Linked DNA regions of Homo sapiens: all the other regions are linked to region 2. Evidence: chromatin contacts called from ENCODE Hi-C or POLR2A ChIA-PET data. All regions are on one chromosome and are shown on one strand. The core of a region is the stretch at or near the end of the contact, and the rest is flanking DNA. Distances in the headings are between cores, read along the strand shown.

Evidence for each region. Hi-C counts contacts between places; a loop is a spot of excess contacts on that map. ChIA-PET counts read pairs that join two places held with the same protein, here RNA polymerase II (POLR2A). Pooled maps may share reads with other maps.
Region 1: a loop to region 2 is called in a map of CD8-positive, alpha-beta T cell, with 3 times the contacts of the local background. The contact joins the enhancer-like site here to the promoter of FLNB in region 2. A Hi-C loop is called at or near these places in 2 of 168 maps with a recorded cell type or tissue (CD4-positive, alpha-beta T cell and CD8-positive, alpha-beta T cell), 1 of 37 single-sample maps with no recorded cell type and 9 of 50 pooled maps.
Region 3: a loop to region 2 is called in a map of CD4-positive, alpha-beta T cell, with 2.4 times the contacts of the local background. The contact joins the promoter of PDHB here to the promoter of FLNB in region 2. A Hi-C loop is called at or near these places in 3 of 168 maps with a recorded cell type or tissue (CD4-positive, alpha-beta T cell and CD4-positive, alpha-beta memory T cell), 2 of 37 single-sample maps with no recorded cell type and 10 of 50 pooled maps. POLR2A ChIA-PET finds 5 or more read pairs at or near these places in 2 of 52 experiments (T-cell and activated T-cell).

What each region holds. Positions count from the first base shown.
Region 1 is chr3:58,413,431-58,416,518 of GRCh38, reverse strand. The region is part of intron 17 of PXK (PX domain containing serine/threonine kinase like); the gene reads right to left. Among named protein-coding and RNA genes, the nearest start is that of PDHB, 19 kb to the left of the region's middle. Within about 2 kb of position 1,777, at least 3 of the 41 ENCODE cell types and tissues checked have a DNase peak (open chromatin) inside an H3K27ac peak, as active enhancers do.
Region 2 is chr3:58,006,624-58,009,721 of GRCh38, reverse strand. FLNB (filamin B) reads right to left here and starts at 1,300. Exons shown (of 46, transcript NM_001457.4): 1 at 866-1,300. The coding sequence starts at 1,157.
Region 3 is chr3:58,432,244-58,435,600 of GRCh38, reverse strand. It overlaps PDHB (pyruvate dehydrogenase E1 subunit beta), which reads left to right and starts at 1,769. Exons shown (of 10, transcript NM_000925.4): 1 at 1,769-1,833; 2 at 1,917-1,970. The coding sequence starts at 1,792. LOC107986092 (a long non-coding RNA gene) reads right to left here and starts at 2,006. Exons shown (of 4, transcript XR_007095933.1): 1 at 1,359-2,006. RefSeq lists enhancers at 142-751, 1,794-2,013 and a silencer at 1,494-1,733.

The DNA of each region.
Region 1 (3,088 bases), core at 528-3,027, 410 kb before region 2:
CCATACCCTAGAAGAAGGAAAGCTGTACAGAGAGGCCAAGCAGAATCTGAACAAACAGGCCTTGCTGGGGTTAGATCATACCCTTTTTGTCCAATCACAATGAGATAGAAACTGGGACCGCCCCCAACTTTTAGGGACCTGTAAACCTCAAGGCATGGAAATAAGGGAAAATCCAAATGTTCCTTTAAGAAAAATTCCAGGCATCCAGCTAGCCCTAGAAGTAATTAAGTAACTTGGTAAACAAGAAGGTAATAAGTGGCTTAAGAACAATAGCCAAGGAAGTTAAAGCTCCAGAGAAGTTCCCTTGCCCTATAGAAACTAAAGATAAGATCTTAACATATGTCCCTGAGTTGTCTTTCAAAGGCTCAGGCCTCCACTGAAGACCCTCACCACAAAGATCCCAGATTAGGAGGAAAAGAAGACTAAACTGTACCTATTATCAATCCCACCGTCCTTTGTTCTAAGTTTCTTCTTGAGAGGCTTGGAGAAAGTCACTCCCCCTAGCAAGTTAGCATTTTTCTACTGACCCCAAAATTCTTAGAGCTTCTGCAACTAAGATCAACTGCAAGTCAGATCTCTGAATCTACCTGTGAGCACCCCCTACCCCCAAGATGTCCCGCCCTTTTAAGCTTAAACCAATGTGCAACCTCGGTGTACTGATTTATAATTTTGCCTGTAGCTTCTGTTTTCCTGAAATTTACCCCACCGTTAAAAATCCTTGCCTGTAAGCCATCTGGAAGGTCAGATTTTTGAGCATTTTGCTGCCTGGTCCTCCTTGCACAGCACTCTGCAATAAATGCCTTCCTTTCTGTCACTGCAACAGCCTTGGTGTGGGTATCTGATTTTATTGCACTGGGTGAGCAGACCAAAATTGGGTTCTATAACAACATTTCTATATGGTTGTCAATCATGCCTATCCAATGACGTCTCCATAAAAGGCCCAAGAGGGCAGGGTTTGGAGAGCTTCCTGATAGCTGAACATGCGGAGGTTCCTGAAGGGTGATGTGCCCAGGGAAGGCATGGAAGCTCCTTCCCCCACACCTTGCCCTATGCATCTTTTCATCTGTATCCTTTGTAACATCCTTTATAATAAACCAGTAAACATGTTTCCCTGAATTCTGTGAGCTGCTCCAGCAAATTAACGGTGGGAACTCCTACTTGAAGCTGGCCGGTCAAAAGTTCTGGAGTCCCATCCTTGCAAATGGTGTCAGAAAGAGCAGGTAGTTTTGGGGACTGAGCCCCAACCTGTGGGGTCTGACGCTATCTCCAGGTAGATAGTGTCAGAATTGAATTGGAGGACACCCAGCTGGTGTCCATAGCAAAACTGATTGCTTACTTGGTGGTGGACAGAACCACTCCCCCACACCCTGACATTTGGTCACAGAAGTCTGTCTGTGTTGATTATTATTGTGTTGAGTGACAGAATAGGGAAAAATACTTTTGAGTGTGAGTTTTTCCTAAACAGTGTCTATCATTTTGGAGCTTCTGAGAGGCACTGGAAATGTGACTCCATGAGAGCTAGGGCCTTGTCTAGCCATTTCTGTAACCCAGGGCCAAGCACAGTCCTTAGCAAACCATAGGTTCTCAGTAAATGCACCTTGAATGTTTATTCTTAAATGAATAAACTCCCTTGGGTTGAAATGCTTAGGGCCTGAAATGCTAGGTTGCCAGGCAAATGCTAAATATTAGTTACCATTTTCATGAGATGCATTACAGGAAATGCCCAGCAGAGGTCAGATTGCAGGCTGAGTCAATTTCATCAACAAAACATTAAGGAGATAAAAGAAAGGAGGAGCCAATATTTGCTGGGAACCTCTCATCTCTGCCAGGCACTCTCACTCTGCCAGGCATTGTGCTGGGGCCTCACATGTGCTTTCCTTCTAAATCCTCAAGACTCCCCTTCAGGCTGGGTGCTATCAAATTCACAGGAATGCCCCTCCCACTCACCTCCAAGTTTTCCCAACATTGACTCTAATTATACAAGATTCCTCTTTTTTTCTCTCATTCTAAAAGTTACCTTATCTCACGCAAACTTACTACTGTATGAGACAGCACCCATTTAAACACAGATAAATTAGAGAATTCCCCCCAAAAGTCCAAATAAATTGTAAATTCCCAAAGGCATTTAGAGATAAGAACCGGCAGTCAAGTGAGCAGGGGCAGATCTAACCACACAGACAGGGGCTGTGAACCCTTAAACAGACGCCTCAAGTGCCTTGCTTGTTAAAGGAGGATTTCTGGATTCTCACTACTAATTTTCTCCAATTTTCTTAATATGCCCAAGTGGTGTTAAATTAATATCCTATCTTCTAGAAAATGGCTTAATATAGTCCGGGCAGTAGATCACCAGACATTTCTGATCAGCCTAAACAGTGTATCTCCATAAAAGACAAAAAAGGCCTATTTTCTGTCTTGATCAACATTTGGGGGCTTTCTTGGGAAATCTGCTGACAAAGATAAGGACAAGAATATCCTCCCATGGACCAGGTACTTTGCTACCCAAAACAGGCCCTAGAACATTCAGCAGTAAGGCACCAGTAGCCACCCTCAGCCAGAAGTAAGTCATTCACACTAGTCCCCTTGCTCTCATTTTCTTAGGAGGGTCAGTTAGAAGCATTTGAGTGGAGCTGAAGAATGCTCTTGGCAGCTCCTGGGTGCTGTGTTAGTTATTAATAATGAATATGGGATCAACTCATATACCAACTCCCTGCCAATGATTCTCCCTTCACACAGCTTGTAGGAACCCTTCCAGGCACAGCCAGCAAGCTCTGAGTGGCAGAAGCAGCTCCTCGCACATCTGGAACAACTGGTTCATTTAAGAAGCAAAAGGAGATACTGGTGTCCCAATTGTTTTTATTGGGCTTGCAAAAGACTTTAGGAGAGACATCTTGGTTCAAAAATAAAAGATAGTATTATGGGGCTACTCAACAAAATTGGGGATTATTTTTATAAGCAGTCTCCAAGATAAATTCTTTTTACATTTTTCAATCAAAACTAGTATCTAATTTACAAAAGTGAAGCAAAGGCTAATAACAGAAAAATATTCAGATAATTAAATACATTACAGAGCAAAACAGAGTCAAATCGT
Region 2 (3,098 bases), core at 51-2,550:
AGCTGGGCCCTACTTGCTGACCTTGGACAGGTCAATTAACCCTCCGGACCCCCTTATCTGTAAAATGGGTCTAGCCTCACCCCAGATGGCAGGATGCGTAGGGACGGAGATAACTTAGAAGGCTGACGGTACACAGTGGACGCTAGTTGGGCTCCCTACAAGACAGCAATTACTGTTACCACCACCATCTCTAAATTATAACTTCGGCAGCAAGGAGTGGGTTCAACCTGCGGCGCGCGGCCAGAGCTGAGCTGGGAGCAGAGAGAGCGAGGACACACACCCGCGCCTACCCTTGCAACCTCGGGGCCCACACCCATTCCAGCGACGGCAGGGGAAGGTACCAGGTCTCTGTCTCCACCTGGGCAGGGAGGCCCCAGGCGCAGAGAACGGTTCCTCCTCAGGTCTCACGGCCCGGCCTCCGAGCCAACGCCCATTCAGCTGCCTCTGAGAGCACCAACCTGGGCGCAGCAGGGAGAGCACTCCGCGGAGCATCTGACCCTAGGGCCCGCCCCCGGGGACAGCGAACGAGGGTTTCTAGTCCCCTAGCTCCCATAGGGGCGCCCCAGGTGTAGAGAAATGCAACAACTCCACCTCTCCTCCTGTGACCCCAGCCCAAACCCTCAACCCTTAGCCAGCCAAAGGTGCACTGCTGGGGCGGATGGCGGGGAGCGATCACAACAGGTCCCATCCCAGGGGAAGACACCGGGGAGGGGGTCTAGGCCCCCTATAACCCACCCCTGGGGACGACTCCCCCTTATCTCCGAGGTGGGGGCGCGCTGCGGGAAATCCTCGCCCTCCGCAGGGGTGCACGCGCGGGGGCGGGTCGGCACCACAGTGGGCGCCTGGGCCCGGCCAGAGAACTCACCGATGGACACGAGCTTGATGCTCTCACGGTCCAGGAACTCGAGCGCCACGGACACATTCTCGAGCTGCATCTGGCGAAAGGTGGGCCGCTGATGGTACTTGCGGTACATGCGCTTCTGGCTGAGCACCTCGAGCAGCGCGATGAGCCGCAGCCCGTCGCTCAGGTCGGTCTGCAGGTTGCCGATGCGTTTGTTCACGCACTTGAGGTGCTCGTTGCACCAGCGTGTGAACGTGTTCTGCTGGATCTTCTTCCAAGGCGCGTCCTCAGCTAGATCCTTCTCGGTTACCGGCATCCTGGTGGCGGGGAGAGCGCAATGCGCAACGAGCTGCCGGGGACTGGTGTTTGGAGGCCCAAGGGCCGAAGGAGCGAGAACCGAAGCGGAGCGGGAGCGGGGTTCGAACTTGCTGCTACCGGAGCCACGGCCGGTGCTGCTCTGCGGCCGCCCGCCCCTGGCCGCGCGAGGCGCCTGGCCCCGCGCCTGCGCGCTGAGCCGCCCCGCCCCCAAGCCCCGCCCCGTCCCGACCCTCCCGCGGGAGTTCCTGGGCCACGCTCGCCTCCTGCCGCCTGCCGCAGGCACTGCGCCCCACTGCGTCCTGGGACCCGCGCTCGAAGCCCACCACCCCAGCAGGATGTAGGGCTGCCTGAATCACCCGGTCAGCCCCGGGGTGGGGGGACCCGCGGGGGCTGGGAGCCGGACAGAATGGGTCGGGCCTCAGTGGGACTTGCGGGAGGGGCGCGCGGGGCGGAGGTCTTCATCCACATATAGATTGAATAAAATTCAGTAAGGGCTTTTATTGAGCTCCGCCTGTGTACCAGCCATTCTTCTCAGAGCCTGCTAACCAGTAGTAAATCAGACAAACGTATTGCACAACCTCAAGGAGTTCACACAGCCTAATGGAAGAGAAAAGTGTAATTCCACCATAACCAACAGCCCAGTAGTGGTGGTAAAAATGAACAATAAGGCTTGTTGCATGTCTTAGTTTCCAGTTACTGCTGTAACAAGTTACCAAAACTTAGTGTCTTTGAAAACACACACCCACAAATGTATTATCCTTCAGTTCTGTAGGTTCGATGGCCCACACAGGTCTTGCTGAGCTAAAAACAAAGTGTTGGCAGGATGCATTCCCTTCTGGAGGCTGTAGGGAAGAATCTGTTTCCTTGTGTTTTCTAACTTCCAGAAGCTGCCTGCGCGCCTGACTCCTGCCCCTTTTCTCTGTGAAAGCCTGCAATGGGCTGGGCACAATGGCTCACACCTGTAATCCCAGCACTTTGGGAGGCCAAGGTGGGTGGATCACCTGAGGTCAGGAGTTCGAGACCAGCCTGGCCAACATGGTAAAACCCCATCTCTACTTAAAATACAAAAATTAGCCAGGTGTGGTGGCGCGTACCTGTAATCCCAGCTACTGGGAAGGCTGAGATAGGAGAATCGCTTGAACCTGGGAGGCAGAGGTTACAGTGAGCTGAGATGGTGCCATTGCACTCCAGCCTGGGCGACAGAGCAAAACTCCGTCTCAAAAAAAAAAAAAAAAAAAAAAAAAACAGAAAAGCAAGCCTGCAATGTCAGGTGGAGTCTCTCAGACCTCAGACAGTCCTCTCTCCATAGGCACATCTTCCTTTTTTTTTTTTTTCCTGCGATGGAGTCTTACTCCGTTGCCCAGGCTAGAGTCCAGTGGTGCAATCTCGGCTCACTGCAACCTCCTCCTCCTGGGTTCAAGCAATTCTCTTGCCTCAACCTCCTGAGTGGCTGGGATTACAGGCACCCGCCACCACGCTCCGCTAATTTTTGTATTTTTAATAGAGACGGGCTTTCACCATGTTGGCCAGGCTGGTCTTGAACTCCTGACCTCAAGCGATCCACCAGCCTCTGCCTCCCAAAGTGATGGGATTACAGGCATGAGCCACCTTGCCCAGCCTTTTTTTTGTCTCACTCCGTCTCCCAAACTGGAGTGCTATGACTCAATCTCGGCTCCCTGCAGCTTCAACCTCCCCACACCTGGCCCTTTTAAGGACTCTTAAGATGACATTGGGCCAGCTGGTTAGTCCAACATGATCTCCCTATTTTAAAATCAGCCGATTAAGAACCCTAATCCTGTTTGCAACCTTAATTCCCCTTTGCCATTTAAGGGAATGTTCACAGGTCCTGAGAGTTAGGATGTGAACGTCTTTGGGGGCTATTACTCTGCCTACCACAGCATACATTGAGCACTTACTCTGTACTCATCCAGGTTCTGTG
Region 3 (3,357 bases), core at 520-3,019, 430 kb before region 2:
GCAGGGGAATAGCTTGAACCTGGGAGGCAGAGGTTGCAGTGAGGCCCACTGCACTTCAGCCTGGGTGACAGAGTGAAACTCCATCTCAAAAAATAAACAAAAATACACTCTTACTTCCCCAGCTCCTGGCACTTACACTGCCCCAGGCTCCTCCCTTACCCCATCTATCCATCCAGCAATGACAAAAATCCAAAATTTTCCTCTGCTCTTCCCTAGCACTTACAGCATTCCTATTGATTCTAGCCCAAATAGATCTCAAAACTGTCCCCCTCCTCTCCATCTGGAAGTTGCCTCCTAGTCTGCCTCTGTTGCTGCCACAGACTTCCCAGCATCCGCCTGTTCTGCCTTTGCCTCCACCCCCTCCCATTCCCAGTCAGCAACCTACTGGAAGTTGCAAATTCCTAATTTGGCAGCCTGCAGCTGTGATCCATAGAAGGGAATGTTTGGAATGTCTTGGGGATGGGTGGAGACTGGGTGCTCAATTGTCCCATCTGACCCCCAAGGGCCAAATTAAGACTAATGAGCTTCCAGAGGTTGTCCCTATGGCCAAGTGTTTGGCACCTCCCCATAAGGGAGGAGACCACCCCTCATATTGTCTTATGCCCAATTTCTGCCTCCAAAGAAAGAAAAAGTAAAAACTAAAAGGCAGAAATGAAATCCACAAACAGACAGCCTGGTGCCACACCCTGGGCCTGGTAAAGATCGACCCCGACCTAATCGGTTATGTTAACTATAGATTACAGACATTGTATAGAAAAGCACTGTGAAAATCCCTATCCTGTTCCAGTCTAATTACCGGTGCTTGCAGCCCCTAGTCACATACCCCCTGCTTGCTCAATCAATCATGACCCTCTCACGCACACCTCCTTAGAGCTGTGAGCCCTTAAAAGGGACAGGAATTGCCCATTCAGGGAGCTCGGCTCTTGAGACAAGAGTCTTGCCCATGCCCCTGGCCGAATAAACCCCTTCCTTCTTTAACTCGGTGTCTGAGGAGTTTCGTCTGCGGCTTGTCCTGCTACATCCATAGGGCCGCCCTTCTCTAAAGTTGTTGTAACCTTCCCCCAAGCAGGAATCCACTTCTGCTTTAGGAAGCAGTGGGAAAAAGACCATGCTTTAGAGTCAAGACAGTCCTAAATTAAAATATCGGCTCATTTAATCAATTTCTGCTTCAGTTTAACCGTCTTCAAAATGGAGATAATAATAACACTAATTACCCAAGTGGGGTACTGTGAGAATGAGCTATACAGCACATATCTCAATGCTTGGCTCACAGTAGGTGCTTAATGCAATCAATGAAAGCTATGATGTGCATTATAAGGAATCAACAGACAGCACTGTCCAGGGAAGACTAGACTCACTCATGAAGTGTTAAGTTCCCCATCAGTAGAGCGTGTGCAAGCACTTCTTGGTGCCCAAAGGATTCCAGCACCCACAACAGGTTGGCCTAACTCTTAAGGTCTCTCCAGCTTCCAGAGATCATGCTCCTCAGGGTCTGACTTCTAGTCCCCACGCTTCAAGTAACACCGACCAGGCACGTGTGCCCAGCGTGCACCCCGCCTGTCGGTCACCGCCTACTGTCAATAAAGTTGATTTGAGGCGGCTCCAGGCAGAGGGGCACGGCCACCCACACGCCACCTCAGCCCGGCCCCGCGGCCCCTCACCCGGTGGGCGGGTGGGCGGGTCACGCAGCCGGCGCGCCTTGCCATTGGCCCGCGCCGGTGGAGGCGGGGCCTGCTCACGTCTGCCGGCCCCTCTGTTGTCGTTTGGCAGCGGATAGAGGACACGACCAAGATGGCGGCGGTGTCTGGCTTGGTGCGGAGACCCCTTCGGGAGGTAGGCAGCAGCGCGCGGCCTGTATTCCCACGCGACCCCTGCCCACCCTGCGTCCCGCCGTCATCTTCCTCTCTCCCTGCCAGGTCTCCGGGCTGCTGAAGAGGCGCTTTCACTGGACCGCGCCGGCTGCGCTGCAGGTAACAGGCGCGGGTGCTCGTCGGACGAGGGCGGGGAGGGTCCCCCCTTCTCTCGGGAAGGAGGCCGGAGTCGCGCCTGCGCTGTGGCCTTCCGGCGCCGTGGGCCTTGGGTTTGCGGAGCCAGCATCCTCCGTGGAGCTCCTGCTGCCTCTGTCGCCGCCTGGCAATTAGCACACCGGCGAGTCACCACCTCACAGCTGGCTGGGCAATGGGGGAAAACTAAGACTAGGCGTTTCCTCCCTCACTCCATGTTTTTTTCTTTAAATTGCAGCAAAATAGACCTAACTTAAAATGTACTTTTTAGAAGTGTATAATTCAGTGGCATTAAGTACATTCACCATGTTGTACAACCATTAACCACCATCCATTTCCAGAACTTTTTAATCATCCCAAGCAGAAACTGTCCATTACTCGGTAACTCCTCATTTCCCTTCCCCAAACCCCTGGTAACCCCTGTTGTACTTTTCTGTCTTTATGAGGTTGCCTATTCTAGAACTTCTTATAAGTGGCATCATTTGTCCTTTTGTGTCTGGCTTATCTCAGCGTAATGTCCTCAAGGTTCATCCATGTTGTAGCATGCGTCAGAGTTTGATTCTTTCCTAAGGCTGAATAATATATATATGTATATTTTTTTGAGATAGTCTCCCTCTGTCACCCAGGTTGGAGTGCAGTGGCGCGATCTCAGCTCACTGCAACCTCCACCTCCTGGGCTCAAGGGATTCTCGCGCCTCACACTCCTGAGTAGCTGTGATTAGATGCCGGTGCCACCACACCGGGCTAATTTTTGTATTTTTAGTACAGACAGGGTCTCACCATATTGCCCAGGCTGGTCTTGAACTCCTGGCCTCAAGTGATCTGCCTGCCTTGGCCTCCCAAAGTGCTAGGATTACAGGCATGAGCCACCTCGCTCAGCCCGACATTTTCTTTTTTTTTTTTGAGACGGAGTTTTGCTCTTGCTGCCCAGGCTAGAGTGCAGTGGCACTATCTCAGCTCACTGCAATCTCTGCCTCCTGGGTTCAAGCAATTCTGCCTCAGCCTCCCGAGTAGCTGGGATTACAGGCACCCGCCACCACACCCGGCCAATTTTTGTATTTTTAGTAGAGAATGGGTTTCACCATGTTGGCCAGGGTGGTCTCGAACTCCTGACCTCAAGTGATCCACCTGCCTTGGCCTCCCAGAGTGCTGGAATTACAGGTGTGAGCCACCGTGCCTGGCCTTGTTTTGTCTATTGTGAGTAATGCTGCTGTGAACATTGATGTGCAAGTATATGCTTGAATCCCTGCTTTCAATTATTTGGGGCATATACATAGAAGTGGAATTGATGGATTGTATGTTAATTCTCCTCTCCTTCCTTTTTTTAACTAGATTTTACCATTCATTATATTAA